3 separate regions of the Homo sapiens genome follow, and regions 2 and 3 are each linked to region 1. Evidence: read pairs that join two places in POLR2A ChIA-PET (ENCODE). Cell type or tissue: MCF 10A. All regions are shown on one strand. Links, peaks and the distances in the headings refer to the core of each region. The heading gives the core; the rest is flanking DNA. Region 1 holds the start of HOXC9 (homeobox C9). Region 2 has its middle 18 kb from the start of SMUG1. Region 3 holds the start of HOXC13 (homeobox C13).

Evidence for each region. ChIA-PET counts read pairs that join two places held together with the same protein. Peaks named below come from ENCODE experiments on the same cell type or tissue, not always from the same donor. Only the 100,000 strongest peaks of a DNase experiment are listed, where the experiment ranks them.
Region 2: POLR2A ChIA-PET joins it to region 1 with 11 read pairs; 28 of 35 experiments call an interaction of 5 or more read pairs at or near these places.
Region 3: POLR2A ChIA-PET joins it to region 1 with 32 read pairs; 5 of 35 experiments call an interaction of 5 or more read pairs at or near these places.

The regions. Positions count from the first base shown.
Region 1 is chr12:53,995,859-54,005,594 of GRCh38, reverse strand. HOXC9 (homeobox C9) reads right to left here and starts at 5,434. Exons shown (of 2, transcript NM_006897.3): 1 at 4,869-5,434; 2 at 2,258-3,165. The coding sequence starts at 5,406. The coding sequence ends at 2,921. HOXC-AS1 (HOXC cluster antisense RNA 1) reads left to right here and starts at 5,585. Exons shown (of 2, transcript NR_047504.1): 1 at 5,585-5,886; 2 at 6,328-6,573. It overlaps HOXC-AS2 (HOXC cluster antisense RNA 2), which reads left to right and starts at 8,810. Exons shown (of 3, transcript NR_047505.1): 1 at 8,810-8,925; 2 at 9,686-9,736. In MCF 10A, for the core only: no CTCF peak of the experiment used is centred there; a DNase peak (open chromatin) is centred at 5,554.
Region 2 is chr12:54,202,456-54,212,191 of GRCh38, reverse strand. No RefSeq gene overlaps it. Among named protein-coding and RNA genes, the nearest start is that of SMUG1, 18 kb to the right of the region's middle. RefSeq lists a silencer at 1,353-1,647. In MCF 10A, for the core only: a CTCF peak has its summit at 4,196 (motif pointing right); a DNase peak (open chromatin) is centred at 4,231.
Region 3 is chr12:53,933,093-53,942,828 of GRCh38, reverse strand. It overlaps HOXC13 (homeobox C13), which reads right to left and starts at 3,998. Exons shown (of 2, transcript NM_017410.3): 1 at 3,187-3,998. The coding sequence starts at 3,922. HOXC13-AS (HOXC13 antisense RNA) reads left to right here and starts at 3,186. Exons shown (of 3, transcript NR_047507.1): 1 at 3,186-3,358; 2 at 5,472-5,664; 3 at 6,460-7,501. In MCF 10A, for the core only: CTCF peaks have their summits at 3,508 and 3,709; DNase peaks (open chromatin) are centred at 2,988 and 4,188.

The DNA of each region.
Region 1 (9,736 bases), core at 776-8,775:
GTTCTCCGTGGGCCATAGACAAAACATTCCTATAATCCGATTTCAAAGGAAAGTGTCCACCTTATTTAAACCATAAAACAATTAAGCCCAGACGTCTAGCCAGCTCCGCGCTGCTGTTTTGTTCGGCCCCATTGAGAACCCAGAACAGGGAGACAAACAGCGCCATAAAAGTGGCATTTCGGGGCTGCGGAAATGTACCTATCCGCTGCCTTCTCAAGTGGAACAATCTTTAGGGTTTTGTGATTCTGACAAAGGAGCAGAGGAGAGGTGGGAGGGGAAGATTAGGGGAAGAGGGCGTTTGCTAGCCCCTCTCTACCCCCAGCTTTCATTTCTTTCCCCAGATGCGTGTTGTGTTGTTAATTCGTAAATGATAGCGAATAAAAAATGATTCCAATCCTGACCTGCAGGCTGGGCTGGGATTGAACAGTGGGCCGGGCCGGGTGGGCCTGTTCTGCATCCCATGCTTTCCTCAGGGTCCTCCAAGCCCGCGGCCCTCCTTCCTGCCCGCAGTAAGGCCGCTCAGGCCGGCTGCAGGAAGCAGGCCGCGCTGATGGACGCTGAGGGGAGGCGACAGGGCCTGGGAGCAGGGGCGGGGTGGAAGCCCGGAAACGCCGCTCTCGGTCTGGGAGAGAAGCCCGCATCCCAGCGCTCCCGACCAGGGGAGAGAGGGGTGTCTTGGCCTCCACTGGGTGGGGAACAGGAGTCAGAGTTCCAGAACAGCAAAATGGCCAAAGAGAGGTGTGAGGAAGGAGAAAAACTATAGGCAAAACACCTTTCAAATGGACCAAGAAAACAATGCTTCTGGAATTGGGGAGGCGGTCTCCTAAGCTCGAAAGAGGAGCTGGTGCTTCAGCGACTGCGAAGTCCCTTGTTGCGACTTGATTGCCCCCCAGTATTATCGAAACAAAATTTTCACCCCTTCCTACCCTCCTCCAGCCACCGACATTGGAGTTTTAATAGAAGGAGAGAGTAGGAGATTCAAATGATGGGGAAGGGGCTGGTCCCTACAAGTGTCTCACCATCCTGTAAGGTGATGCTACGGGGAGCAGCACATGGGCTGGGTCTCTATTTTTTTTCACGGAGTATCTCCCCAAATATTCAGAGCGACACCCTGCACCTTTGGCAGAATGGGCAGCTTGAGATATTAAATGACTATATTTCAAGCAGTCTGATTTTAACAGTTTCCAGATTGGGGGATTTCCGAGAAAGGGGGCGCTGGGCCGAGGCATACCCGGCAGCTTGTGTCTGCTTCTGATTAGCAGATTAAAACTGCTGGTTCTAGGAAGGCGCCCTGGGGTGCAGTACAGCCGATCAGCCCCACCGGACTGTTACACACACATCCCCACATCTTTGCGCTTGGGGTCCCACGGCCACCAGGGAGCACCCCACTCCTGGCTAATCTCTGGCCAGCTTCCTTGGGCCTTGGGCACACCATCCCCCAGAAATGCTGCAGCTGCACAGCGTGACCCAGTCACCCCCAGACAAACATTCAAACTAAACACCAGAGTAGGGGAGACAGAGATTGGGAAGAAAAGAACTAGGAGAAGGGGATCGAGGAGCTGAGACTGCATTGAGAAGTAGAAACTACATCTAATTCTGATTGTATTGGCTTTGCCATCTTTCTCCTTCCCTCCTTCCTTTCCTTTCTTCCTTCTTTTCTTTCCTCTCTCCTTCCATGTCCCATCTCTTCTCTCTCACTGTGTTTTTCTTCTTTTTCTTCCACTGCAGTCCCCAGTGCCTGTCCTGCTCCCTGAGGCCTGCCTGGCCTTCCTCCTAGTCACACGCCCCCTCCCAGCCTTCTTTCCCAGCCATCCCTGGAAGCACCAAAGCACCAATGCCGCCAGGCAAGAATCCAGCCTGGGCCCTCACCCAGCACCCAACTTTCATCTTCACCTATCTCTTCCCTCCAATCTCATGTACTCATAAATTATTACAATTAATTACAGCCAAGGAAAGCCATTCATGCCGTGCCTCTCCCGCGCACTCCATCTAGCCACCAGGAAACTTGTAGGCAGCCAGCCGGGGAAAGCACAAGCTGGGCCTGGGCCTCAGCAGCCTCCACCCCACCCCCAGAGACCCCCCACCCCTCCCTGACTGGAGAGAAGCAGCTGCAGAAGCAGACGTTTGCCCTTCCAAGGTAGAAGGAGCCCATTCTCTGGCTCCAGCCTCCGCTAGATGACCTGAGCACTTGCCTCCTCCACAACAGCAGACTGGGAACCACAGGGAGGAGAAATAACGAGAACTGGATACAGTTGGGTTTCTGGTTAAGTGACTTCAATATATTAACACAGGGCTGTTCTACCATAACAAACAGAAGCACGTTACAGGACGGACGCTGGGGACGAACCCTGGGGATGAGAGGGAACACTATGTACAGCCCAAGGCGCCGGCCTGCACGGGCCCGACCTAGCCCGCGGCATGGTCCCCAGCCCTCACCCCTCAGCTCCTGGGCTGGGAATCATTATCATGTATGTGTGTGTGTCTTTTTTTTTTTTGTACAAAATCTGCACGCAGAGCGCCCCAGGCCCGGGGAGGGATGACCTGGACCAAATACGATACAGGGAAAAAAAAATAGAAATATAGCGATTCAAGTACTGGCTTCTCTGAAGAAAGGAGGAAAAAAATCACATTTGTATGTGTCATTTATTTCGGTTGCGCTGGGGAAAGAGAACGCAGTTTCTCTCCCCGCCTCCTCCTCGCTGGGTAGAACTAACTCTAAAACACCAATATCTCAACACTGAACCCTCCCAAATCGCAAGAGTTTTCTTTTCCCCTTCCTTGTTTTTCTTTTTAAGCTGATTGGCTTTTGTCTATCTTGCTCTTTCCTTTTCTTTTTCGTCTCTCCCCCGCCTGTGTTGGGGTATTTTGTGGGGTTTTTGTTTTTCCCTTGGCTGTGCTGAGGCAGCAGGCTGGGTAGGGTTTAGGACTGCTCCTTGTCGGTTTTCTCTTTATTCATCTTTTTCATCTTCATCCTTCGATTCTGAAACCAGATTTTGACCTGCCGCTCGGTGAGATTGAGAACCCGGGCCACCTCATACCGACGGTCCCTGGTTAAATACATATTGAAGAGAAACTCCTTCTCCAGTTCCAGCGTCTGGTACTTGGTGTAGGGGCAGCGCTTCTTCCTCGTGGAGCGGGCGTGAATCCAGTTGGCCACGGGGTTGCCTGGAGGGCCAAACACAAGCAGGGGTCAGTGGAGCCCCTTTCCAGCCCAGGACTTCTGCTACTCTACCCCTAGACTTAGCCAGGCTCCCCAAATGCAATAACTGAACCTGAATTTGGACACATTTTGCTTTAGGAATTTTCCTCCTTCCTCGTTTTGCATTCTGTCCCCTCCCCAGCTTCCCCCTTTTCAGTTTCCAGCACCTAAAACTGTAGGAAATCCAAAGCTATCAAAGCCCCTCTAGTCTGGTCCTCAGCTTCAAGAGTAGTAATTTGAGAATATCCTCATAAAAAGTCCAAATTCCCAACCGTTTCATAGGCCCATAAACGCTTCTCTCTCTTGTTTTTTATTTTTATAGCAAGGTCTCTCTCCTCCCCACCTCCCTCCTCCTCTGCCCCCTCCCATCCTCCCAGCCCACGACCAAGTCCTGAAATTTTAGCAGTTCTGCTTCCTGACCCTGAGAATCCCTAAACCCCTCACCACCCTCTGCAGCACCATCCTCCCGCTTGGAGTTCAACCCTGCTGAGGCGAATTCTCAGGGTGATGCTGAGACGGGAAAAGTCTTTCTCCTCTCCCCAGAGAGCCGCTGGCCTTGGGGACAGGCTCCCCTATATCTTAGTTTTCCTGTTTGGCCTCCAGTGCCCCCCTCCTGCCAGCCCCAGGACAGGCTCTGCAGGAGCCAAGCCTCCAATTTCAGGTTTATGGGAGTAGCTGAGGGCAGGGAGGGAAGCCTTCAGAGGAGTATAATTAGGCCCTGGCCCCTTATGGGGCTGGAGGAAAAGATTTCCTGCAGCCCCCTCCTGGGACTCCCCCAGACACTTCCTCACACCCAGGGGTCTGCACCCCCTCCCCTGCTGTTTCTCCTTCTTTCCCCTTTTTCTGGCCCTGCAGCTCCCACCTGCCCCCCACCCTAGCCCTCCTGTGCAATCCTCAGAAGGCGCCTGTCTCCCTGATTGGAGTGAGTGAGTGAGAGTGAGTGTGTGTGTGTGTGTGTGTGTGTGTAGAATTCTCTAATCTGGGGAGATGCCCACTCCTCATCCCTGATCCCCATTCTCAATCCTTCCCCTCCAAGACCCTCAGAAGAGGGTTCTCAAGTTTAAGGAGGCTCAGACCCCACTTTTATCCCCACTTCTCTTTGAAAGTCCTGATCTCTCCAAGTTCTCAGGCTTCGAAATACCTCAGACCCCTCACCCAGTGCTCCTGGGGGAGAAGTCCATGGACCTTCTGTTTTGTGAATCTCTAGTGGGGTGAGGACCTCCACGCTGACTGGGAAGCAGGGGTCATTCTCGCTGGGGGTATCTCCTCTGTGCCCCCAGTGTCCTCCTCACCTCTTCCCTGTCCCATCTCAAATCATAAACTGAACTTCGCCCCCAGCCCCATCCCCTGGCCCTGTCCGCCTTTCTTCGAAAGTGGTGACTGAGCCAAAAAGCCTGGGCTGGGAGGAGGGGGCAGGGGTCTCTCATCAAAGCCAGCTCCTGAGAGAGGAGCTCCCCTCGGCCCTCTCCCAACCTGTCTCCCTGGGCCCCATTCTCAGACCTCCTGCCCCTGAAAGCTCCCCAAGGTAATTCGCTTTTATTGAGTCCTCGCCCCCTCGCCCCTCTCCCGCGCTCCCTGCACGGTTCGGGAGGGCTGTAATTCGGCTGCCCCCGCCCGTCCTCCCCTCCCCTCCCGCGCCGGTTGTAAAGGAAAATTGCTCCCAACTTACTGGGGTCCAGGTCGGCCTTCTCCTCTTTGTGCTTGCTGCCGGCGAGCGCGTCCGCCTCGGGCGAGGGCAGTGTCTGCGGGGCGCGGTCGCGCAGCTCCCCGGGCGAGCCGTACATGTAGTCCGGGTAGCTGCGGCCCTCCCCTGGGCCGCAGTCCGCGCGGCGCCCGGGGTAGGCGTCCGGCTTGAGGGCGTAGTGACGGCCCCCGGCCGGGAAGCTGGGGAAGGAGACGGCGCCGGACAGCGGCTCGAGCCAAGTCCGCATGTAGCGCGTGTCGGCGCCGAGGTGGGGCTGGGGGCCGTACGGGTGATATACCACGGACGACTGAGAGGGCACGGGCGCCCACGACGTGCTGAACACTGCCGGCTTGGGCGCGAAGCTACAGGACGGAAAATCGCTACAGTCCGGCACCAAACCGCTGGGTCTGGCGGCGGCGGGATGAGCCCCGGTGGCCGGAAACCTGGACGCTAGGAGGTCTTCATTGTCGTGAGAGATGAGCGAGTCCACGTAATAGTTACTGATGGGCCCCGTCGCCGACATCGTAACGGGGTTTTACATACATAAGATTATTGTATGAACTGTATATGTACTTTTTATCTGCTCACAGAACAATCAAGTCAGGTAATTATTTTTCCAGCCTTTTCCCCACAGCTCATTGGCTCCCCGGCCCCCACGTGATCGTATTTACCCAAAAATACGGCGCGGATCAATGCGCAGGGGCTTTTTTTTCCTTGCCTTCTTTTCCCCCTCTCCCACCCCCTTCTCTCTGCTGCTCCCCGCGACCTGCGATTTCCTGGGGGTCCGGAACTCTGGACCCAAGGCACCGGTCACCCCCTCAGGACGGCTCCTAGCTCATCTGAGAAGCCCCTGTGCCCATGTCCACCCATAAGCAGATGGCCTCCCCCCAACCATGAGGATTTTTTAATGGGGTGAAAATGCCAGTCCCCGAAGCCAGGGTTCTCGGACCCCCAGGGCCGAGCTGGGCGCGGGAGCCCCGCAGGGGCGGGGAGGCCGACCGAGGTAGGTGGAGGAACTATTTCTTGACGTAATCCGTCTCTGTCGGCCCCGACGCTCCCGCAGTCTCTGCGCGAGCCGAGATCAGCGATTGTCAGTTCGGAACGTGGCTTTTAAAAATGCGTTTTTAAATAGTGTGTATGTATGTATTTCTTTCAGGAGCAGCAGGGGCGGTGAGGGAGGGAGGGTGGGAGGGGACTGGGGAAGCTGAGATACAGGGAGGGAAGGAGGGAAGGGGAGCGTTCTTCTGCCACTGGCCAACTCTGCCCCCCAAATCTGGGGTAGGGGAAGCCTGGGGAAGGTGGTCCCTGGGTGGGAGGGGTAGAACCTCAGGATCTCATACACCTTTATCAGCAGCCTCAGAAGTCTTCTCTTTGCTTTGGCACAGATATACAGGCGCCTTTATTTTAAATTTATTGTCTATATCTATTTATCTTTCTTTGCCAGCTTGAAGAAGTGTAGGAGAGATCTACACAACTTAAGTGGGGCGTCCCCATCCCATCTTCCTGCGCACCCTCCTTTGCCCCCAACTCCATCTCTGCGACACTTCCCCACCCCCACTCCCCCCAAAAAGTCGCTCCCGGGCTCTGTCTGCAGAGAGCCAGGGTGAGAGCGGGCAAGGCAAAAGAGCGACCTCGGTCGTGGGCAAGTAGCTTGTTTTTACGTCCCTCAATAAAATTTTTATGAGGATCATTTGATTGTTCATAAATGTATCTTTCATTAAATAAAATTGTAGGCTGTTTTTGGAACGGGAAAAAAGCAACGGAGGAACAGGAGAAAGCAATTTCTTTGGGGTCGGATGCAGGAATTCCAGAGGGGGCAGTGTGATTGCAGAGGAATATCAGACAACTTGGATTCCTCCCCCCAATAAGTTGGTTGCTACCCTCCTCCTTCAATTGAGGGTTTGTGCCCAGCCCTCTGCTTTGCATCAGACTGTCCCATGGTGGTGTAGTAAAGGGGGGCTTTAGTCAAGTAGGAAATTATCAGGGTGGGTGAAGAAGAGGGGGCATGGAGGTTGGCTGGGGGGTGGGGAGAAAGGGACAGGTGAAACCCCCAGAAATATGGTGCACTTAGGCAGGGTAGAGTGAATTTAAAGGAGGGGTGCAATTTCAGGGTCAGAAAGGAAGAGTCCCAGTCTGTGGCCAGGGAAAATAGACAGGAGCTGAGGTTGAGATGCAGGCTCTGGAGGCAGCAGGGTAGGAGTCTTCCCAGACCCGGCCACGCCTGCCCTTCTTTCCCTCTCCTGTCCCCAGGAGGGGACCAAACGCCAGGGGTAGGGGCGGGGGCTAGTTTTCTCCTGCGTCTCTATGGATCTTTCTCCTCTGGGGTGGAGAGGGGCTGGGGAGAGTGTGTATAGTATGTGTGTTCCGGGGGGAGGAAAGTTAGGGGGAGACAGCTGCAGCTGGCAGCACCGACCCCAGCTCCATAGGCCCCCTCCCAAGTCTCTGCTCCTCCCCCTCTCTGGCTCTTTCCTTTTCCTTTTTGGTCTAAGGGGGCGGCTTAACGGGGCTGGGATTTCAACTCATGGGGGAGGATGAGGGATGTGTTTGGTTGGGGAGAGGCGACTTGGGGGTTCAGCTCCTTGGCGCCACTGTCTTCCCCTCCCTTGAGCTGGACTGAGCTGGGAAGCCCAACTTACAACAAGAAACAGAATATCTCTTTGGCCTTGATGGAGTTGGGTTAGCTGTCAATCAAAAAATCTCCCTCACTAGTTCAAGGAAAAGACAGGAGGTTCCAGTCCCCCTGCCGAGGCTTTCTCCAAATCCCCAGTACAGCCAGCACCTCCCCCAGCCCAGGGCGGCTGAGGACCGGGCCCGGCACTTGGGCGGCTGCTGGCAGCGATGAGCAGAGACGTTTAGCCCTCAGCGGGGCCCGGGGCCAGACTGAGACCAAGAGGACATCAGGGGACAGAGCCTGAGAGAGACTGAACCCGAGACAGCCTGGGACAGACCAACTGAAACATGGAGTCAGGCCCAAGAGAGGAAAGAAGGAAGCGGAGCATTAGAATAAAGGGAAAAAAGGGGGAGAATTAAAAGAAGGAAGGCAAGATGAAAAGAGATAGGAGAGCCGGGAAAGGCAGGCGTGCAGAGAGGGAGGCGGAGGAAGGGCGGCCGTAGGCAGGCAGGACGGGGCAGGGGCGAGCTGGCGGAGCAGCCGTGGCATTGTGCAGCCCGCTGGCTTGCCGGGCCTTTGCCGCGGGACCGGCTCCGGGCGCGGCGGCCACTTCTGTCTGGACACAAAGGCGGAAGAGGGCTCCTCTCCTGCCCCTCCCAGGAGACTTGCTCGGATGGGTACTCTAGGCCTCAGGGATATAGAACCCCATATTGGTCCAGACAGCCGCTTAGGCAGCTGGGGGCTGAGCCCTGCTCTATTCAAGGAGCGAAGAAACAGAAGAGGAAAGAGGTTTCACCCCTGCTCTTCCTTTGCGTCTTCTCCAAGCGACAAGGCCAGCTGCCCCAGCCTCAGCTTTCCTGGAGGAAAGAGTCCCTAAGGAGCCTCCCCTATGGGCCTCTGCTATTTGGGAGAGTTCCTCAAATAGACATTGGGGCCGTAAAGAGATGCCCCCTTCTCTCCTACCCCCTTTGAACACCGCCTTCTTTTCAACTCTTGAGCTGCCTGCGCACCCTGCCTGCCCACTCTGCGGAGGCGGCAGCAGCGGGCAGTGAGGCTCACCGGCGGGATCCCTGCTGCCGTGAAATCCCCTGTGAAACCAAGGAGATTGTCGCTTTCCTTTATTTTATTTTATTTTCTGGGACTATGACCTCCGAACTCTTCCCACTCAGAGGCAGGCACGGCTGTGGATCAGGAAGCAGGCCTCGCCCACAGCCCCTTCCCAGCCAATGCCTCATTTTCCCTGCGCCCTTCGGAGAGAGGCGGCCTTGGGGAGGGGGGCTAGAAGAGGCTGGGAGTTCCGGAGTCCACTGGGCGGAGGTTCCGCAGGTCCACAACTGCATGTGGCCTGTAGCCCCCATTCTCCACATTTGGAGGGGTGTGGGTGGCAGACCAGGGCTTTGAAGCGGACCTGCAGATTTCCCTCAAATCCAGGTTTGTAGGTGCGGGGGGCGGGGCACAAAGGATATAGGGGCACCAAGAAGGAAGGTCTGTCTTCCTGGGGTTCAGTTACTCCTTCTGAATCTTCTGCCATACTCCAGACTTCCCCTCACCCACATACTCCCTTCAATTTTCCTCAGCACCGCTGGGGCAAACCCAGGGACTGGAGGCCACTGGGAGTTCTTGTTGGGGAGGGGGAAACCCCAGCTTTAGCTCGCAGCTGTGCATTCACTCTGGTTCTTAGAGTTCCCTCCCACCCCCAAAAGACTTCACTGGGCACAGGAGAGACCCCTGAGGGGGAGGGGCACCCTTACTCCATCACCTGAAACCTGGGCAGCTGCGGCCACAACCAAACTAGCACCGTGGGAAGGACAGACAGAAAGATAGACAGGTTAGAGTCGTCCCCTCCCCCTGCCCCGCGCCTTCCTTTTAGTGATTTAAATTCCCTCCGGTTCAATCCACACCGTCAAGTTCGGATTAAATTTAAAACAGGCTTTCTCCGGTGTCCCCAGCGGGCCATCCCGGCTGCCGCAGGCAGGGAGCCCGCTCCCGGCTCGTCAGCACCCGCCCTGCGCGGAGAAGGCCGTACTCCATTTGCTTTCATTTTCCTTCTCCCCCTGAAATGGGCTCATTTCACCTCTCCACTGCCCTCTTCCCCTCCCCGCCCCCTCCCTGGTTCCCCTCTACTTTCCCCCCTTCTCTCTCCTGATCCCTCTTTGTTGGGAAAAACACACCCACACACAACTCCTCCTAGCTAAGGCCTGCGCTGGAAGCAGAAACTGAGTTCTCTTGGCCTGCCGCGAGG
Region 2 (9,736 bases), core at 487-8,486, 210 kb before region 1:
TGTGTGTATGTGTGCGTGTGTGTATGTGTGTGTGAGCGTGTGGTGTGTGTGTGAGTGTGAGTGTGTGAGTGTATGGTGTGTGTGAATATGTGTGAGTGTGTGAATGTGTGTGCGTGTGTGGTGTGAGTGTATGTGAGTGTATGAATGTGTGTGAGTGTGCGAGTGTGTGAGTGCCTGAATGTGTGTGAGTGTGTGTGTCAATGTGTGTGAGTGTGCATGTGTGTGTACCAGGGTGAGACTGAGACAGAAGCAATTCCTAAATGTGCCAGACGTCTCCACGGCCTCAATTTGACTGGTCATTTGATATAAGAGAGCAATGCTGGGATTCACTAAAAATTTTGCCTTTGAACCTCATGTTTTGGGAGGTATAGATGCCACCAGAAGCAAGGAAAAATAGAGGAGGCTGAAAACAGAGACAGGAGGAAGTGCAAGGTGAGACAGGAAATAAGTGGAAGAGGGAAGGAGGAAAAGTAGAATGAGCTCTTTACCTTTGAATTGACTTTATGTTTTTGTCTTGCTGGGATGGGTGGTATTCCCTTCCGGGCCTTCTTTTCCACACTCCCCATCCTACTCAGGACCTTCTCTTTCCTGAGATTTGGAGTGGGCTCCAGCTTCAGAATCTTTCTCCTCGAGCTATTTCCAAAGACTCTGTCCACTGCCCTGTAGGGTTGGAAGGAGGGGAGTGAGGATAAAAAGAGATGGTGAAGTGATGGCAGGTTACACTCATCCTTGACACCAGGAAATCATTCTGCAAGTCCCACCTCCATGCCTCCTACTGTTTGGAGATCCCATCAACTCATATCCCTGTGTGGTATCCCTTTGGATAACAGTAAACTCCTGCCTCTCAAGGTGCCCCTTTCTCCAGACCTCCTTTTCCCTGGGCCAGGTGCTCCCAGATCCCCTTCCTTCCACTGCTCACTTGGGGAGGGGGCACTGATCATGCTTTTCACCCCCCTAAGGCCCTCTGCTCATAGCCCCTTTTACTTTCTGTTTATGGTAAATTTCACCCTTATTTACAGTGGGTCCCGCTTTGTTTATGACCTGCTTGAGGTCAGTTTTATTTTTGTATCTCCAGTTCCTCTCCCATGCACTGTTTGTTTATGCCTCCTGTTGGTGCCCCCTTTGCAGGCTCCTCTGCAAGACCCCACTCTGAGAGGGCGCAGGGGAAGGGGAAGGCCTGGATCTGAGAACCTGGGTCCTGCAGCTCCAGGATACGGTTGGGCTAAGGAGGGGCTGAGGGGTGGCCGTGGCAGCTCCATCTCCTGGGTCTTACATCAAATGACCAGTCAAATCGAAGCTGTGGAGAAATGGAAAGATACCTAGGAAGAGGAAGGGACTGGAGGTGGCCGCTGGGTCCTGAGAAGCCCTTGCAGAAATTGGCCAGGGAAGAGGCCCTCACATGCCCGATCCCACCTGTTTGGGGCTCAGGCTGCTGTGAGAATATGGAACCCCCAGGCTCCTCAGGCCCCAGTCCTTGCAGGCCTGTCCACTGGGCATCCCTGTTCAGTGTATCCTCTCAGCAGAGCTCTGGGGGCAGGGCAGGGGGTCAGACTCAGGGGCAGCTCCTGACATGACAGAGCCTGCCATGAGATAAACATGGGGCCTGGAACCCAGCCTCTTGTTTGGAATTCTTGGTGGTTGGGGAGGGTGATATGGGGAGGGAGCGGTTGGTGGGAAAATGAGTGGAGTGGGGAGAGCGGACCTCATGGAGGGTCCATGGGTGCTGAAAGAGGAGACCATAGCCTGGCGGCCCTTGACGTCACTCAGGGACTTGTTGCTAATGGCTCTGGGGAAAGGGCTAGCATCCAAAGTCCCTTGAGATTGACTTACCCTCTTATGAAAGCACCCAGCACCACCTCTGAGTAAGCACCTGATGGGCACTGGGGAGGGAAGAACGGAGGATGGAAAGAGCTGTGGATTCTCAGCACCTTAGGGTAGTGCAGCAGCGCTCACAAGTTCTTCTCTCTGACTTCCACCTCCCTCTGTAAGGGATGGGGGCGTAGGGAGGGTGGAGTGAGAGTGCCCGAGATTTCCTGCTCTTCCCTCCAGAGTCTCCCTGGGAGTTGTTCATCTTCAGCCAGGTTCTGAGTGTTATCTAGAAGACACTCCAGGGAACTAGCTCCAGCTCTGTGGGAGCCTTATCTTGCCTGCAGACAGACTCAATTAACCTCTTCTCGCCCTCAGTGCATGTGTGGAGGGCATCTTCCTCCCATCCCTGGTGGCCGTCCTTTCTTTTTCTTTTTCTTTCTTTCTCTTTTTTTTTTTTTTTTTTTGAGATGGAGTCTCGCACTGTCGCCCAGGCTGGAGTGCAGTGGCGCGATCTCGGCTCACTGCAAGCTCCGCCTCCCAGGTTCAGGTCATTCTCCTGCCTCAGCCTCCTGAGTAGCTGGGACTACAGGTGCCCGCCACCATGCCTGGCTAATTTTTTGTATTTTTTTAGTAGAGACGGGGTTTCACCATATTAGCCAAGATGGTCTCGATCTCCTGACCTCTTGATCCACCCACCTCAGCCTCCCAAAGTGCTGGGATTACAGGCGTGAGCCACCGCGCCCGGCCTGGCCCTCCTTTCTGTATGTCTCTAGGGGCATCCCAGATATTCCTCCATCTCCATGTCCTCCCCCTCCCCAGTATTTATCAGGCTAGGACACCGCTGGAAAGGAGGTGTCTTCTATTTTCTCTTGCTCCTTTCCCCTGAGCTAACCCTGCCCTGCATCCCTGCTAAGCCCTTCTTAGGATCTTCCCTTCATCTCTCTTCTTCCATTCATCCTTTCCTTAGAACACAGGCATTCTATGGCCAGGCGCAGTGGCTCACTACTGTAATCAATTCCAGCACTTTGGCAGGCCGATGCCGGCCGATCACTTGAGGTCAGGAGTTCGAGACTAGGCTGGCCAACATGGCAAAACCCTGTCTCTACTAAAAAACACAATAATTAGCTGGGCGTGGTGGCGCGCACCTGTAATCCAAGCTACTCGGGAGGCTGAGGCAGGAGAATCACTTGAACCCAGCAGGCGGAGGTTGCAGTGAGCCAAGATTGGGCCACTGCACTCCAGCCTGGGCAAAAAAGCGAGACTCCATCTGAAAAAAAAATTATTATATATATATATGTCAAATTCTCAAAATAACCATGAGGAACTATTATGTCCAATTTACAGAAGAGTAAACTGAGGCTGAGGAAGGTCAAATCATGCTAAATCATGTGCCCAAGATCACGCAGCCAGGAACTGGCAGAGGTGGGATTCAGTGGTCCTTTCGAGGTGGCCCATGCCTGGGGGAGTCGGCCCCCTCCCTCCCAGGCTCGATGTAAGGAGCCTGGAAGGGGCCCTTGTGGTGCCCAGGCAGCCCCCTCCTTCTGGCACCCAGCAGGGTTCAAAGGAGGGGCTGGGAAGCTGGGCGGGGGACCCCTGCCTCCACAAGCCTCCCCCAGCCTGGCCAGATGCCTTTGGGGCCTGGAGACAAGGGGCAGAGAATGGAGCTGCCATAAACAGTGTCCGGCTGCACCATGAGGCTGTAAAACCAGCCCAGCAGAGCTGGAATGTGGAGGGATCTAGGAAGGATTTTCCGGTGGGTCTGGCCTGATAGCATCTTTGGGGCCTGGGGTCAAAAGGGAGCCCACCTCCCTTCCCTCCCTCTTCCCAGCCATCCTGCTGCCCTCTCTTTTCCCCTTCCCCCACCTCCTTTGCTCCCACTTCTCCCCCCATCTTCCTCTGCTCTTCTAGAGACTTCTGTCATGTTTCTGTAGCTGTGTCTAAGTGTCTCCACCCCTACCTGGTCTCTCTTGGCCCCTTCCTCTCTGGGAGGTGGCGCAGCACCCACTTGAATCTGTTGGCTGCGTAACTTTGGGGCTCCTCTATCTTATTCCCCCTCATCTGTAAAATGAGGAATAATGCGGCACCTATCTCAGAGGCTAGATGAGGTAAGATCTGTAAAGCACTTAGGACAGTGCCTGAGTCATATTAAATGCGATCTAATTGTCTGTTAATGTAATAAATATTAGTGTGTCTGTTTATTCCGGTTTCTCTTCCCTGCAGAGAGATCTGGGTCAGCTGGTGGGCTTTCCTCTACTTATTCCTTTTCACAGCCTTCACTTAGGTCCAGGAGGCGGCTGGTGGTGCGACTCTAAGGACAGGATGAATGCTGGACATCCCACCTCCCACCAGGCCAGGCCCCCAAGTCTAGCTTTGCAGACCAGGCTGCCATCCCTTCTCTGGCCAGCAGAGGGAAGCAGATGCCCAGACTGTGACCTCCAGGAAGGGGTGTGCGCTCACCTGGCCCTGCTGAAGGCCGAGGAGGGCGATGGGAAGGGCCCAGTGGTTTTGTGTCTAGGTTAATTCCCAGATGCTTCGCTCCTGCTCCCGTGCTTCCGTGTGTGAGGATGAGGTGGGGAAGGGGTGTCTTGCCTTGTTACCCATGTTGTGACATGTACAGGGGCAGTTGTGTGTTTTAGAATGTACCAGGACCACCAAATCAGCGTCCTGTGGCCCCAAAGGACTCAGAGATTGTCTAATGGGCCAATCCCCTTATCTTCAGCTGGGGAGACCGAGCCCAGGGAGGGCAACGTGCTTGTTCAGGCTTGCACGGTGAGCTCATGGCCGAGCTTTCAGACGGTTACTGCACCATTCTTACTGGTGTGCATCTCTGAGTTGATGAGAAGTGGGTGTGTCTGCTGTACCACACAGAAACCCAGGTCTCAGAACAAGTGCCTGCTTCCCCCCACCTCCACTGCTGGGGCTAACTCCTGGAAGAGGCCTTGTCCTCCCCTTCTCTGGCTTCCCTGTCTCTGCACCAGCCTCTTCCTCATGGCCCAACTGACCAGCTGAATGAAGGATATTCACTACCTTCCCTAGAATCCAGGTGTCTGGAGATTGGGGCTCTTGTAATGATAGTGAAAGCTGCTGTGATTACTATTGTGGCCAACCTTTGTAGACCACATGTAGTCGTTGTCACGCATCAGATCATTTAATCACTTAATCCCGCATCGATCTTTCAAGGGAGGCACTCTAGCTATTCTCATTGTACCCATGAGGAAATTGAGGCACAGAAAGGTGGAGGACCTTGTCCAAGACTGCACAGCCAGCAGGCAACCAGGCCATCCCAACCCAGTGACGAGTACTAAGCAGGATGGATCCCATGTGATGGTGCTAGCCATACCCCCAGTAACCACCTCTGGCTGCTTGTGGAATGCTCAGCATGTGCCCAGCACTTCTCATTTGATCTTGGCTGCTCACAATAACCCTGTGGCATATGTTTTATCTCCACTTTGCAGATGAATGAACAGAAGCTCAGCTAGTAAGCAGAAGGACCAGGCCTCTATCAGAGCTCTGGGGGGCTCTATGTTAAACCCATGCACTTAATCATCCACTGGTCTGGTGCTCTGAAACTTTACATCACCTTAGGATTTGTCAAAATGTAGATTCTGACTCAGTAGGTCTGGCGGCAGGGCCTGAGATGCTGCATTTCCTTTTTCCTTTCCCTCTTTTTTTTCTTTTTTCTTTTTTCTTTCTTTCTTTTTTTTTTTTTTTTTTGAGACAGAGTCTCGCTCTGTCGCCCAGGCTGGAGTGCAGTGGCGTGACCTCAGCTCACTGCAACCTCCGCCTCCCGGGTTCAAGTGATTCTACTGCCTCAGCCTCCCGAGTAGCTGGGACTACAGGGGTGCGCCACCACCATTGAGGCACCTGGGAGCAGGCTGCACTCCTTTTGTTGGCCTCATCCTGTTTGTCTGGGGTTCTCCCTCCTTCCTCCCCACCTCCTCTGCTTCTTGCTGTCTCTACTCTCCCAGCCCTGGCATTTCATCTCATCTCTGTTCTCTGGTTGACTCTGTTCCCAGCCCTCCAGGACTCAGAGTCACAGGTGTGATTTTGAATGGTCATTGACCAGTTGCATGGCCAGCTCACTATCCCTTTCTCCAGCTCAATCCGACCTTCCCATGACCTGAGCCTGGCTTTCTTCAGCAGGAGACCTTTAGGACAGACAACACCCAGAGGCTGACAGAGGGGACCTCCCTGTCTGAGAGGTCCTAGAACAGGAAAGTGGGGCTCATCCAGGCTGTGGGAATGGACCTTCTGCAGGAGCCAGACTGGATGGGGGCCTCTAGAACCTCCCCCCTGCATTCAGTGGCAGCATTCAGATTAATCTCTCCCCTGGCCTTCAGCTGGGAGTGTAGTGGAGTGTTCACAACCCTTGGTCTTTTCATGCCGATGATACTGTCTGTCCTTCTGGGAGGTCTGCTGGCCTCACATTTACCTGGAGAACGAGCTGCTCGTCAAGTTGCTTACCAGGGCAACCACACCACAGAGCAGGCGTGCAGAGCTGGGTCCTGCAGCTCTCCTGGCCCCAGATGGGGCTCAGGTGGCTGAGGGAATGACGGTATCTCAGCTCTCAGCTGGGACTCAGACTGGAGAAAATAGGAGCAAGCAGCTCTCTTCCTAGCCTTTTCCTGGGTACTTTAGGAAAGTTCCTGCCCCCTGGGTGGAGACCCGATAGTTGTTCATCCCATAAATGCCTACTGAGCACTGCCTATGTGTGAGGTGCTCTGATGGCCATGAGAGCTTGAGCCCACCTCAGGTCTGGGTGACTGAAAGAGGAGGGCTCTGTCCATGGGCCAGAGTGGGAGGGAGGTCCCAGCAGCACCAGACAGAGAGGAAAGGCCAGACAGACCTTTTCTGGAGTCAGGAGCTGAGGAGGCATGGAGGAGGAGTGAGATGCCTCCCTGCCCTCTCTAACTAACCCCCTCCTGCACATGGGGGTTCTGGTCTGTAGATGGTGAGCTGGGCAGGTTGCTCTCTCTGCCTCTCCTGGCCTCATTTCTGTACTTTGAAATATGACAGCATGAGGCTAAGCCAGGAGTTCTCAGGAGATGACTTAGAAGCACCTGGGAGCATTACAATTCTGATTCCTCGACCCCTCTGATCTAACTGCTCTGAGGTCCTGGGGTCAGGACCTAGCATTTGGTCCCCTGAGCCCTGCCTGATTCTAATGGGCAGCCAGGTGATGGGTAGTGGAGGCAGAAGGCTGGCGGACCTCCTACAACCCCTCCAGAAGGCTAAGGGGGCACCCAGGGCCCTTCCTGCTCTGTCAGGCTGCAGTTTGGGGGAAGCCACTGTGCTTGAGTTTTTATAGTGCTAGGCACTGAGTGGCGTTCATTTAGACCCCAGACAGGCGCTTACTATCCCCACTGTGGGAAGGAAGCTGAAGCCCAGAAAGGTAAGTGGAACAACCCTGAGCTTTTTATTTATTTATTTTTTATTTTCATTTATTTATTTATTTTTATTTTTTGAGATGGAGTTTTGCACTTGTCACCTAGCCTGGAGTACAATGGTGTGATCTCTGCTCACTGCAACTTCTGCCTCCCAGGTTCAAGCCATTCTCCTGCCTCAGCCTCCTGAGTAGCTGGGATTGCAGGTGCCTGCCACCACGCCCAGCTAATTTTTGTATTTTTAGTAGAGACAGGGATTCCCCATGTTGGCCAGGCTGGTCTCAAACTCCTGACCTCAGGTGATCCACCCACCTTGGCCTCCCAAAATGCTGGGATTACAGGTGTGAGCCACCGACCGCACCCGACCAATCCTAAACTTTTAAAATCTTAGGTCCCCACCACTGCAGGTCTATAGCGTTTTCCTCCACTTTCTCTGCGTTGGTTTCTCTTCTCTTGATGGACAAGACACTTTCTTTTTCCATCTCCTGCGCTCTTACCTACCTCTTCCTCTCTTCTCTCTCCCTCTAATCTCCAGAGAAGGTGCTTATCAACTATTTTCTGAGAAGTCCTCCCTGTCATCTGTCCCAAGTTTCTTCTCCAAGGAAAGTCCATATTCCCTGATCTCCCCTTGTAGGTGGGGAGGAGAGAGCGCTGCAGACATTGCCTCTGACTGTCACTGCTGTTCCTGGCTCCCCTGGCCTCCTGCTCCCTTCTTCTCATCTATCACCAGTTTTTGCCCTTCTTCCCTCTTCAGAATTCTTTGTTTGGTTTATAACAGAGGTAAAAAGCCAGAGTAATTAATTCCCAGAGAGAAATCCTCTCCAATTCCAGCAGGAAGGATTGAGGCTAGATGCCTGGAAAAACTTCCAAATAGCCTAAGTGAGTAGTTCTGAATAAGGGTGTGGATCCAAGGGGAAAGACTGGTCTCTCTCCAGGCTTATAATCCTCTTCTTCTTCCTGGTCCCCCCTTTACACATGCCCACAAACCCCTGCTAGGGTGACTTTGTGCCCATCCCCTGACCTCTTCATGAGTGCTGCCAGGGGCTCAGAGATCATGGGCTCCTCAGGGCCACACTGATGCTGAAGGATGGGTTGGGGCACCCTCCTGCCCTGGCCTTGACCATTGTCCCTGCTCTGGGCCCTGTGGCCTTACCATCCACTCCAACCGTCCCTCATCTTCTCAGGATGGGATGCTTGGAGGGTCTGTGTGTGGGAGATCTGAGGGTGTGCTGGGTCCATCTGTGGAGCCAGCCGTGTGTGTGGCTGTGCATGGGGTGAAGGCATACCTGGGGGTCTCGGTGTGCCTTTGCCTCAGCCCTTGCCCCAGAACTCCAGAAGGCCCCTCTGGTCTCTATCCTGCCTCTGGCCCTGGGGTCAGCTGGTAGGTGGGATGAGTTGGTGAGTGCACAAGCTTGGGAGAGCCACTGACACTATGAAGTAGGCATGCCGACACCTGAGGCTTCCCTGATGTTGCACTGAATGCCCTCAGGCCCCAGGCCAGATCTGCTGTCCACTATCTGGCTAAATGGGCCCTTACCAACCAGGCCCAACCTTCTGAAAGTAGGCACTGGTGGAGGATTGAAGGGCTGTGTTGGGGACCTTTTGGCTCTTCCTTCTAAGGGCTCCTAGTCTGCCTCCCTCCAGGAGCTCTGGAGTGGTGGGTTTCTAGATGGGCAGAACCCATCAGTCCCATCTGCACCCTCCATTGCAGGTCCAGAATTATTCTGTAGCGGGTCAGTTCCTGACCCCTCTCTCCACATCTTTGTTTTTTTTTTTTTTTTTGAGACAGAGTCTCTCTCTGTCGCCCAGGCTGGAGTGCGGTGGCGCGATCTCAGCTCACACGGCAAGCTCCGCCTCCCGGGTTCACACCATTCTCCTGCCTCAGACTCCCGAGTAGCTGGGACTACAGGCACCCACCACCACACCTGCTAATTTTTTGTATTTTTAGTAGAGACGGGGTTTCACCGTGTTAGCCAGGATGGTCTCGATCTCCTGACCTCGTGATCTGCCCACCTTGGCCTCCCAAAGTGCTGGGATTACAGGCATGGGCCACCGTGCTTGGCCCACACCTTTGTTTTTATTTTAATTTTATTTTTTGAGACACGGTCTTGCTCTGTCAATCAGACTGGAGTGTAGTGGCTTGATTACGATTCACTGCAGCCTTGACCTCCTAGACTCAAGTGATCCTTCTGCCTTGGCCTCCCATGTAGCTGGGACACAGGTGCGCCCACCGTGCCTAGCTTTTTTTTTTTTTTTTTTTTTTTTGTACAGATGAGGTCTCATGTTGTTGCCCAAGCTGGTCTCGAACTCTTGGGCTCAAGCAATCCTCCCACCCTGGCCTCCCAAAGTGTTGGGATTACAGAAGTTAGCCACTGCGCTTAGCCTTTATTGAACTCCTGGCCTCAAGTGATCTTCCAGCTTCAGTCTCCCAAAATGCTGAGATTATAGGTGTGAGCCACTGTGCCCAACTCTTCCCACATATTTGAAGAAGGGTGTTTGTTTGTTTGTTTGTTTGTTTGTTTTTTGAGATGGAGTGTCGCTCT
Region 3 (9,736 bases), core at 1,007-9,006, 63 kb after region 1:
TAGGATGCCAAGGATTGATTTAGCCAATTTGTCCTGGATCAGACCAACTGCAGGTTGGTTTGGCCTCCTGGGGAAATAACTCCAGTCTTGCCTTCTCAAAGAAGCCCCCTTTCTTTGTCTGCTGCCTTATCTGGAAAGGAAATGGTATGTAGAGATGAAGAAACATCTGGTAGCTTGGACCTGGAGATGTGCGTACACTGCCTAAAGTGAGTGGGGGCTTAGTTATTAATCTTACAATCACCCCTTCCCTAGTCTCCCTCCAGATCACATACACGAATGACTTCATGCCTGGAAACCTAATAGACACCTTTGAGGAGTAAATAAAAATCATCTCAATGCTCAGCCATGGCTTTCTTTTTGGGCTTCGGGGCCCCTCTGTTCAGCTCCCCACAGCCCACCCACCCTTGACCACCCGCCCCCCCACAGGCAAGCTCTGGGCTCTGAAGAGTGCCTTGTCCAGCTAGAAATCCAGCTTGCTACTCTTCCCAACCCAAATCCAAAGGCTTGTCAGTAAAGACTTCTAGTGTGGTCCAAATAGCCCACTGTTTCTTTCTCCCTCTTTCTCTCTCCTAAACCCCATCTCTCTTTTTCTCCCTTTCTGATTCTCTCCTGGAATTTCTGCTTCTCTCTCTCTCTCAAAAAAAAAAAAAAAAAAAAAAAAAAAAAAAAAAAAAGTCTACACTCACCGTAGGGAGAAAAAAAAAAAAACCAGAGCAATAAAGCAAGAGTCTGTATAATTGGGAGAAGGAAGAAGCCACGACACATCTTGGCCCTAATTATCTGGATCTTGCTGAACAATTGCCTCCATCTCCCACACCAGCCCAGACTACCACAGATGAGGATTCTCAGAGCCAGAGGCACTGTAGAGAGACAGCAGTGTTTATGCCTACATGTTGCCGAACAAACCACAATTGCACAGACAGAGTTATCTTGAAATCTCACTACTTCTAAAAGATCTCTGAGTGGGTAGAAAGATGGAGAGTGTCTGAAGATAATTTCTTATTCGTCTGCCTCTTGTCTGTACCTCTGCACTCACTGAGATACATCAGCCCAATTCTATTTCCACACGGGGATTGTGGGAGCACATAGCTGCTGAGGCATGCTAGGTTTTATATCCATTTCCATGCCATAATTTGCAAGTGTATTAAATCTCAATTGGGATATACTTTTTTTATTTCAAAGATATTTTTCTCTAGGAGGCTGTGATCAAAAAAGTATTTATTTTTAGTGGAGTTTTGTTTTGTTTTGTTTTGTTTTGTTTTGTGTCCTAGGAATCTTTGAGATGTTTATTTTGCTCAAAGATATTTCTCAGCTTCTCTCCAATCCTTCACCCCTACTCCACACCACATTCATACATAGAACAGCTCCTTCTCTTCTACCTCTTCACACTAAACCCATTGCACATTGCTCTGGGCCTGTGCCCCCAATCCACAGTGGGTTTGGTGGGCACCTGATCCCTTACCCCTTAGCCCCTTGGCATAGCCCATTGGCTTCCCTGCCCCAGGAATTCCTGCTGGACCCCAATCTCCTAAGAAGCTTTGTGTTTTGGTGAGATAGAGAATTAAAGGGCCATCTCTCTAAAATACATTGCTGTATTATGAACATGTGAATTGTCTTTCTAGAAATCTATTATTGTATATTTCATATTAGGTAGTTAATAAAAGAAATCATATTATATAAAAATATTACAGCCAATACAGGGTAGGTGATGCATAATACCATGTACTAAAATTGCACCATCCTTAATTCTGGCAATCAGAAGTCAGGGTGCCTAGTGTAGGTCATACCCTGGTATTGAGTTGTGTTATACTAAGTAATTTCATAATATTCACAAGAATGTTATTTGCTACACTCTCTAATATCACTCAGTATTTTTTTTTAAACCACCTACCTCTTCTTCCAATTCCGTATGCAGAGGAATTTCAGGCCCACCCTTAGGAGGTCTTTGGGTCTATGCTTTCCAAGGAAAACATCCCTGAGCTTGGCACGTGGAGCTGGTCGGGGAGCTGGGCACTGTCGGGAGACATCTGTGGCTGCCCTGGGCCCCCCACCCCCAAAGACCTCTGTAGGTATCAGAAGGGAGAACGCTCTCCCACTGAGCTCTGCTTACAGGGAGAACAGACTCAAATGCTGGACTCCCTAGACCGGAATCCTGATTTCTCAGCACAAGGCAGGATCCAAAGCTCTTGGTGTGGTTTTGGGAAACCTGGGACTGGTCTTGTCCGCAAGGAGAGCGGTGGGATTTACAGGAGCCTTTCTCTCTTCAACTGGAGACGGAACAAGAGGGGAATGAATTCTCCCTTCCCATCCTTAGCCAGACAAGACCAAGGGGTCCCCAGCCTGGGTCTGGACTCCAGAAGCCCCTGAACAGGTCTTGAACAGGTCTTCCTCTCCCATTTCTCATCCCCACGCCCTTCTTTCTGTGTCTGGGGCACCAATAACTAACTCTCTTTCTCGACCACATATGGGGGAGTTGGCAGTGGAAATGTCTATAGGTTTGAGCTCAATATACCAAAGAGGCAAGGAAAACTTTACAATGCTGGGGAGGGATTCTAGCCTCCTCTCCACTCCCTCTCCAGAGATTTTGGATCTTCTGTTCCCTCAACAATCAGGAAATTCGTGGCCAGATTTTTAAAATAAGTCAGGAAAGGAAAAAAATAAATCTCACATTTCTGTAGACCCCAGCAAATTAGTCCCCTATTTAAAAAATACTGTCTAGTGCCTGAACGATCCTGCGAATTCTGTCAAAGAAAGTGGGGGTTCTTATTCTCCGCCCTCCCCAGTTATTCGGTGGGTTGGGGGTTTTGTCCTGGATTCCAAGGCACTATAGGCCCACCCCGCCCCCATCCCTTGCCGGAAGCAGGTTTAGGGGCCAAGAGCCCGGCGGGAGGCTGGAGCCTGCAAGGGGAGGCGGAGGCGAGCTACCGGACAGAGCAGAGCCGGCGGCCCGGCTTTCGGGCGCCTGTGATTGCTTCATTCTCGGCCGGGCAGCTACAGAGAACGTGTCGGAGCAGATTTCTTCCCCGGCGCATTCCTCAGTGCAGCTCGCCCGGCCGGCTCCATAGGCAGCCCAGCCGAGCGGGCGCGCCGGGGCCAGACGGCGGGGGTGGTTGGGGCGCGGAGCCCCGGGGCAGGCAGGGCGGGGAGGGGTCCCCGGCGGCGGCGGCGCTCGGGTCCCTTCCTTACCTGGGAAGGGAGACTTCCAGAGGTGGGCGGACTGCGACTGCTCCTTGGAGCAGTACACCTGACTGTCCCAGCCATTGGAGAGAGCCCAGTGCTGGTAGCCTTCGACGGGGATGAGGGCGTCGTGACGCGGCTCCGGGTGCCCGCTGATCCCGGGCACCACCGACACGTCCAGGTAGCCGGGCATCGCCTGGTAGGAGCTGGCGAAGCTGGGGTAGAAGGCGAACTCCTTGGCCCTAGAGGACAGGTCGTCACCGGGCAGGGCGCCCGACGGCTCCGGGTATTTATCGCCCGGGTGGTAGGCGCAAGGCTTCTGCTGCAGGTTCACGTTGTGCGACAGGCGGCAGCCGTAGTAGCTGCCCCCGAAGGGGTAGCCGTAGCCCAGGGTGGCGCTGGACGAGGTGGGGGGTGCGGGCGGCGGGGCACACTGGCGCGCCGCCTCCGGGGCCGGGATGTCCGTATAGACGGCGCCCTGAGGGGCGCCCAGGGGAGCCGGCGGGCGGCCCAGCACGGGGTGCGGAAGCAGGTCGCGGCAGTGGCTGGCCGGGCAGCTGCTGCCCAGACCATCCATGCTCGGGGCTTTGCCGGGGCTCGCTCCGCTGCAGCCACCCCCCGCTCCGCCCGTGCCGCCGCCTCCTCCTCCGCCGCCGCCGCCGATGCCGCTCTCCGCCGCGCTGTCCTCATAGACGTACATAAGGCTCTCCGGCCAGCGTGGATGCAGGAGCAGCGAAGTCGTCATGACATGATCTGCTGGAGCTTTTTAAAAACTCCACTTGCCAGAGGCAGCGAGCTAGGGAGACACCTCGCTCCTGTTTCCCCTCCCCCCATCCCTCCCCTCTTTTCTCTCCACCCCTCCCCTCCTCCTAGTGCTTCCACCTCCCTCCCTACATTCCCTCTACGCATGCGGAGACACTTCATTAAGAAATCCGCCGGCTCCCGCTCTCCACCTCTCAGCACCCCTCCCGCGCCCACGTGACCCGCTCTGCGCACGTGATGCCCCGGCCAGGTCTCCTGGGGTTCCCTCCCCTCGAGGTGGGGCGGGGCGAAAGGGAAAAAGTCTGTGCTGATTGGATCTCAGGTAGGCCAAAGGAGGCGGGAGCTGGGAGATTTAAAGGGACAGGGAGACGCCCCCGGCAGGCCCCAGGGAGGGAGAGGGAGGGGGGGGAGGCTGAATTTGGCCGACGCAAAGGGGTGTAGGGAGGAGAGCGCTGTAACTGGGCGCCTCCGCCTAGGCATAGGATGTGCACCGGAGAGACAGACCCCCTACCGCCAAGCCGATCACTGTGACTGCTGAAGTCTCTGGATTGGGGCTTGAAGCTAAGGGTGGGGAAGAAACCAGGTTTTAAAAAATAATAAATGAAGATAATAGAAAACAGTCAGGAGCGCTCTGGCCCTGGCAGCTCGCCTCCGCTCGCGGCTGGAAAGAACCCGATGCTGCGTAGCGAGCCTTTGATGCCGGGATTGTGTTTCCATTTCCTACCTTCAGCCACATTCCCCAAAACTCTAGATGTCTGAAAAGGACACTCTGCTTTACCTCGCTGGATTTTTCTCAAGCGGAGAGGGGTGTGACAACCCCCAAATACAGAATTCATCACCTGGGGCAGGGGATCGAGAGGCAATGGAATATACTCGGCAATAAATGGAGAAAGAATAAAACGAGGGAAATAAAAGCAATAGAATAGACTGATATTTCAATATGTAATAGAAATAAAAAATCTCAGAGTGAGGTTTTTCAAAGAAATGCGGGTGGTGGGGGCGCAAGATTCAGCCTGGGAAAGCTAAAAGCCCTGGATGCGAAGGAGAGCGCGCTTTCTATAGGTATACAAAAGAAAACGTGGAAAATGGGGGAGATTCAGTGCTACACCTTTGGAGGGACCTCTCTCTGGCGCCACTCTGGGGGACCCTGCAGAACCCACCTCTGCCCTCAGGGGCCTGGGTTAAGCCACATGACACAGTCCCCAGTTTGAATACCCGCAATGGAGCTCCCACGGCTTTCTTAGGTCACCCTCTTTTAGTGAGGAATAGTTTCATGATCTAAAACTGCCCCCTATTTCAAAGAAAAAATTAACACCAACTTACTGATTCTTCAAAAGCTCTCCCTTCTTTCCTCCCAATCTCCCAACTTGTCAGGAGCCTCAATAGAGTCACCCCTTTCTAAGGGAGCATCTCCGTGGAATTGAGTCAAGTTCCCTTTCAGCACAGGACCTCCCTGAGAAATCGTAATGAAGAGAGAAAAATAAGAGGGGAAAGGGGCTGCAGCGTTTCCTTCTTTCCTCCCTCTGCCACAGGTTTTAAATGCTGAGTGCTCGTGTGCAGCCAGCGCACAGACCATGGCCACAGAGCAGCGCCTCGCTCAGCCAGACCTACTGCACCCCTCAAGTGGAGAGCAAATGGACAGGTCTGCAGAAACCCCTTCGGGCCACCTCCCTCCTCTTTGTGGGGAGAAGGTGGTGTTTGACGGTTGAGAGCACCCGGACATCGGTGAGTTAGGATAGTAATTCTTATCTGCGTGATCTTCATCCAGAAGGGTCAGCTCAGAGTTCAGAAAGCAGGCTGCGGGCTGGGCTGGCATTAGGAGGAAAAATACAACAGAAAGAGAGTTAAGACATAAGGAGACCAGCTCGAGTGTGCATTGAGGGCAATGAGGGAGGGGCGGGGAGAGATGAGCCCAGTGGAAGATAGGGTCTTGCTGGGAGCCGGCTCTGCTAGGAAACTGCTTATCCTGCTGCTGGAGTCCAAGGTCAAGGTAAAACGAGGAGAGCAAACAGGGCCTGGCCAAGTCTAGACTGGGTTGTATGACGTTGGCCCCCTTGCCTAAGGCCTGGCTGGTGGGGGTGGGTGGGTGGAGACGCCTGCCTTTTTCCAGCCGCGGGTAGTAGAAGTGGAACCCAGATCCTGGCCTCCCCTTCTGTGAAGTGCTGCTCCCAGGTGGAAGTAGTGGGGCGCTGTGGACAGGGTTCTGCAGGGCTGCCAGGAGAAACAAAGGGCCTGAAACGCCCACCCCATTCTTGGGGCTCCCTCCCCGGTCAGGCCCAACGCCGGACCCGTTTTCCGCGGGCCAGGACTCAAAGACACGTCCCCAGCCTTTGGGAGTAGGAACCAGAATGGCGGGAGTGGGAACCAGAACGGCGTGAAGGATCTGGGTGCAGGGCGGCCAAGCAATAAATAAAATTAATAGTATGGTCTTTTCCAGGTTTATATGAGGGCATTAACTATTCCTATTGCAATGAGATATAGATTTAATTAATCCGGCAACTTTACAATTCCATTTATTAGGAGCACTATGCGGCCAAAATTTAGTGGCGAGAAGAAAGAAAGGGAACCATAGTCCTCTTCCTCAAGAAGACCAGCCGAAGTTGTAGGCCCCTAAAGCGACTTGGAGGAGTGGGAAGGCTGGAGGGGAAAGTTTGGGCTAAGGGCGCTAAAGGCGGCTGGGGAAGTCCGCTTGCTCTGAACAATTCCCTCTTCTTTTGCTTGGTTCCCCAAGACCTTTCGCGCCTGCAAACGCAGTCTCCAAGTCTGGGGCGAGCCGGGATCGGGAAGGGAGGCGCCGAGGCAAGAGCCTGCAGGAGGGCGGTGGAAAGTAAAGCCTTGCTGGTTAATTAACTTTAAGCCTGGGGTGGTTTCTTCCCCCTCCCCCGAAAAAAAAATGTGGATCTCGCTGAGACACAAGTAAAATCAAATTAAACACTCCAGGAGAATATGCACCACTAGAAACGTAGTAATTACATCTCCAAGGCGATCTCGCCCTAGAAAGCCTTTCCAGGGCCTGGCGCTGAAACCCTCGGCTGCGGTGCTCACCCGGGCGCGCCCCGCCGGCCTTCGGGGATGAGGCAGTGAGGTTTGACTGTGGATGAAGTTTAGAGAAAATCCAGCTGCTGGTATGCGGAGAAAGACGGAGCATTTAATTATACGAAAGGAAAATGGAAAACGGCTCCTCAGCCTCGTCGGGAAGCCCCGGCTCTGCTCTCGGCTGCTTTTTCAAAGGGACTTCTACAACCGCGGAGCGGCAGAAGCCACTCTGCCCTCAGCTACAGCTCATGAACCAAGCTCTCGGCTAAGTTCAACTCTGAAATGTTTTCTTTTAAATGATCCAACACAGAAAGGAGATATTTAATATGCTTTTTCACGGGAAGCGTCTGTGTATGTGCGTGTGCGCGTGCGCTTGCGTGCCTGTGAGTTTAGGGATGGGTGCAGGCTGCCTGCACCGTTTCAGCACACGGCCTTGTGGACACAGCCCAAATGAGTTCCTAAAGATACCCAGCTCTCTGCCTAAATCCTCTGTATGCAAATAAAGGTCTCTGCTTGTCTGTCTGTATACACTTTTAATTTACATGTTCTTCCTACGCTACTTACAAAGACATCCCCCAGGAAAATATAGAAAAATGAAGAAGCAGATGTCTGTGTCTTTTTGAAGTCGAGGGGTGGAATTCATGCCCCACTGTATCTAAGACGAAGTCAGAGGTGTAACTTAGCAACATTTGCAAGCGGAGGGTGCAAGCCTGATGCACACATTTGAGGGCTGGGTGTAGCTTCAATGCTAGGCTAGGGAAAAGGATGAAAGAAATGGCGTTTCTGTGTCCCTTATTCAATGCCCAGATTTTCTCCTCTGAAAATTAGGTGTCAGATGATTTCTCTCCCTGCAGCCCTTTTCTCTGTTTCCTCCATATGGGCGGGGGGCGGGGGGGAGCTTAAAGCGCTGAAGCTCCTGCTCCCCCAACCCGCTTTTAATGGGAGAAATTCCAGTTTTAAAAAAGGTGGGGGTGGGTTGAGGCTGTAGGAGAACAAAGAGCCTCACCACCATGGGGTCTGGATTCTGGCCCAGACTTGGGGCCTTATAGGGCAGGCAAAGGGTTTGGGGGCCCTTTCCTGTCCAAGGTTCAGGCTGCCGATGGAAGAGGAGATTTGTGGAGGATAGAGGAAGACAGGGCCTGAGCTAGCCAAGAAAGGGATGTTTGAGAGAGGCCACTTATAGGAAGGGATTGGGGGTTCAGAAAGGGCATATGAGGGGGTATACCCTTGAGGGTGTGTCAGTGTGGGAAGACCCTCCCACATGCTTGGAGAAAATTCCTGATGGGCTGCAGAGGGTGATATTGGTAGAGAAGGAAAGAAAACTGGCTGATCCTGCAGCTCCCTGGACCTGCCCAATACCCTCCCCTCCTTTTTCCGTTCCCTCCACTTCTCTGGGCTCCAGGAGGTCCCTTCGTCCCTGCAGCCATGGACCCTGCAGACATGGATGCCTCCTCCCAGGCTCCTGGATCCCTCTGGAACCTGCTCTACTTTGATCTCTCTACTCCCACAGCCCAGCCTCTGAAAATGGCAACTAGGCCTCTTCTACTAGCTTGGGAACTCACCTCCTGGACAGCAGCTGCCATCCTGGCATCTTCCACCTTTAGTGTTCTCCCTCCCTAGGCCCCCAGCTTGAGGGAAGATGGGACCAGGGTAGCTGAAGCATCACTTTGCTCCTTGTTTCAGAGTTTTCCGCTCTTAAACCCAAACTTGCCTACCTCCAGGCCCCACTTATTTTCCTGTGATAGATATCAGGGAAATCCATTCCTCTCTGCTGCCTAGTTAGGACTTGCAGTGCTGGCTAAGGTTTGGGGTCACCCGGAAGACCTTTTCCTCTCTGGCTCTGCAGGGATCCATACAGGGGGTCCAAGTTTAGGCTATCACAAATCTTCTCCTGGTTTCTCCTCCAGGATGCCCCCAGCTGCAGACTCTGCTTGGTGGTGTACTGGGTTTGGTCGGGGGACGTCAAGTGGCCCCTTCCATGGAGAACTGTCAGAATGCCTCCTCTGGAGGCTTCTGGAGTCCCTAACCCCAGTCCTCTTTCTTTCACAGCTTCCCCGCGCTCCTAGCCCTGCCAAGCTCATCACAGAGCCCCTTCCCCAACCTTCCTCATCCCCTCCTTCCTCAGCCCTTTTCTAGCCCTTACCCCATCCACCCCCTTTTCTTTTTGGGCAATATCTCAGTCTGTCACTTGGCCCCCTCCCTACTCTTACCTTTCATTGACAAAAGAAGTTCAGGGAATAAACACAGAGTTAAGAAATTAACAAAGTATCTCCTCCCGCCTTCTGGCTTCACTACATCCCCTACCCCCACCCTGTCCTCTACTGGGGGAAAAGGCCTCCTGTCCCCTTCCCTTCCCACTAAACACCCTTCCCCTTTTAGGAAGCCCTTCAGAAACAGACAAGTAAAATCTCTCTCGGTTTTAGGGCCTGTCTGAGAGGGAAGTCCAAGTTCATTTTCAAATTAGACAAGAGAGCTGAGGGGGGATGGGGAAGAGGTGGAGGAGTATTTGCTGGGGGCTGAATTTGGCTTCCTCGTACAGACCTAACAAAAGCCCCTTTTGGTCAGAAAGCCAACAAACCGAATGCCTGGAAAAGGTATTTATCACTTTCGATCATTACCTTCACCTTTTAAAGTTTAGGCTTGAGGCTCCTAGAAGGGAGGCAGACCAGCCAATCTTTTTTTCCTTCTTTTAAAAGATTTCCAGTTACTTTAAAAACAGATATGGAAAATAACATTTTTCTTAGGGCAGGGAGGGGATGGG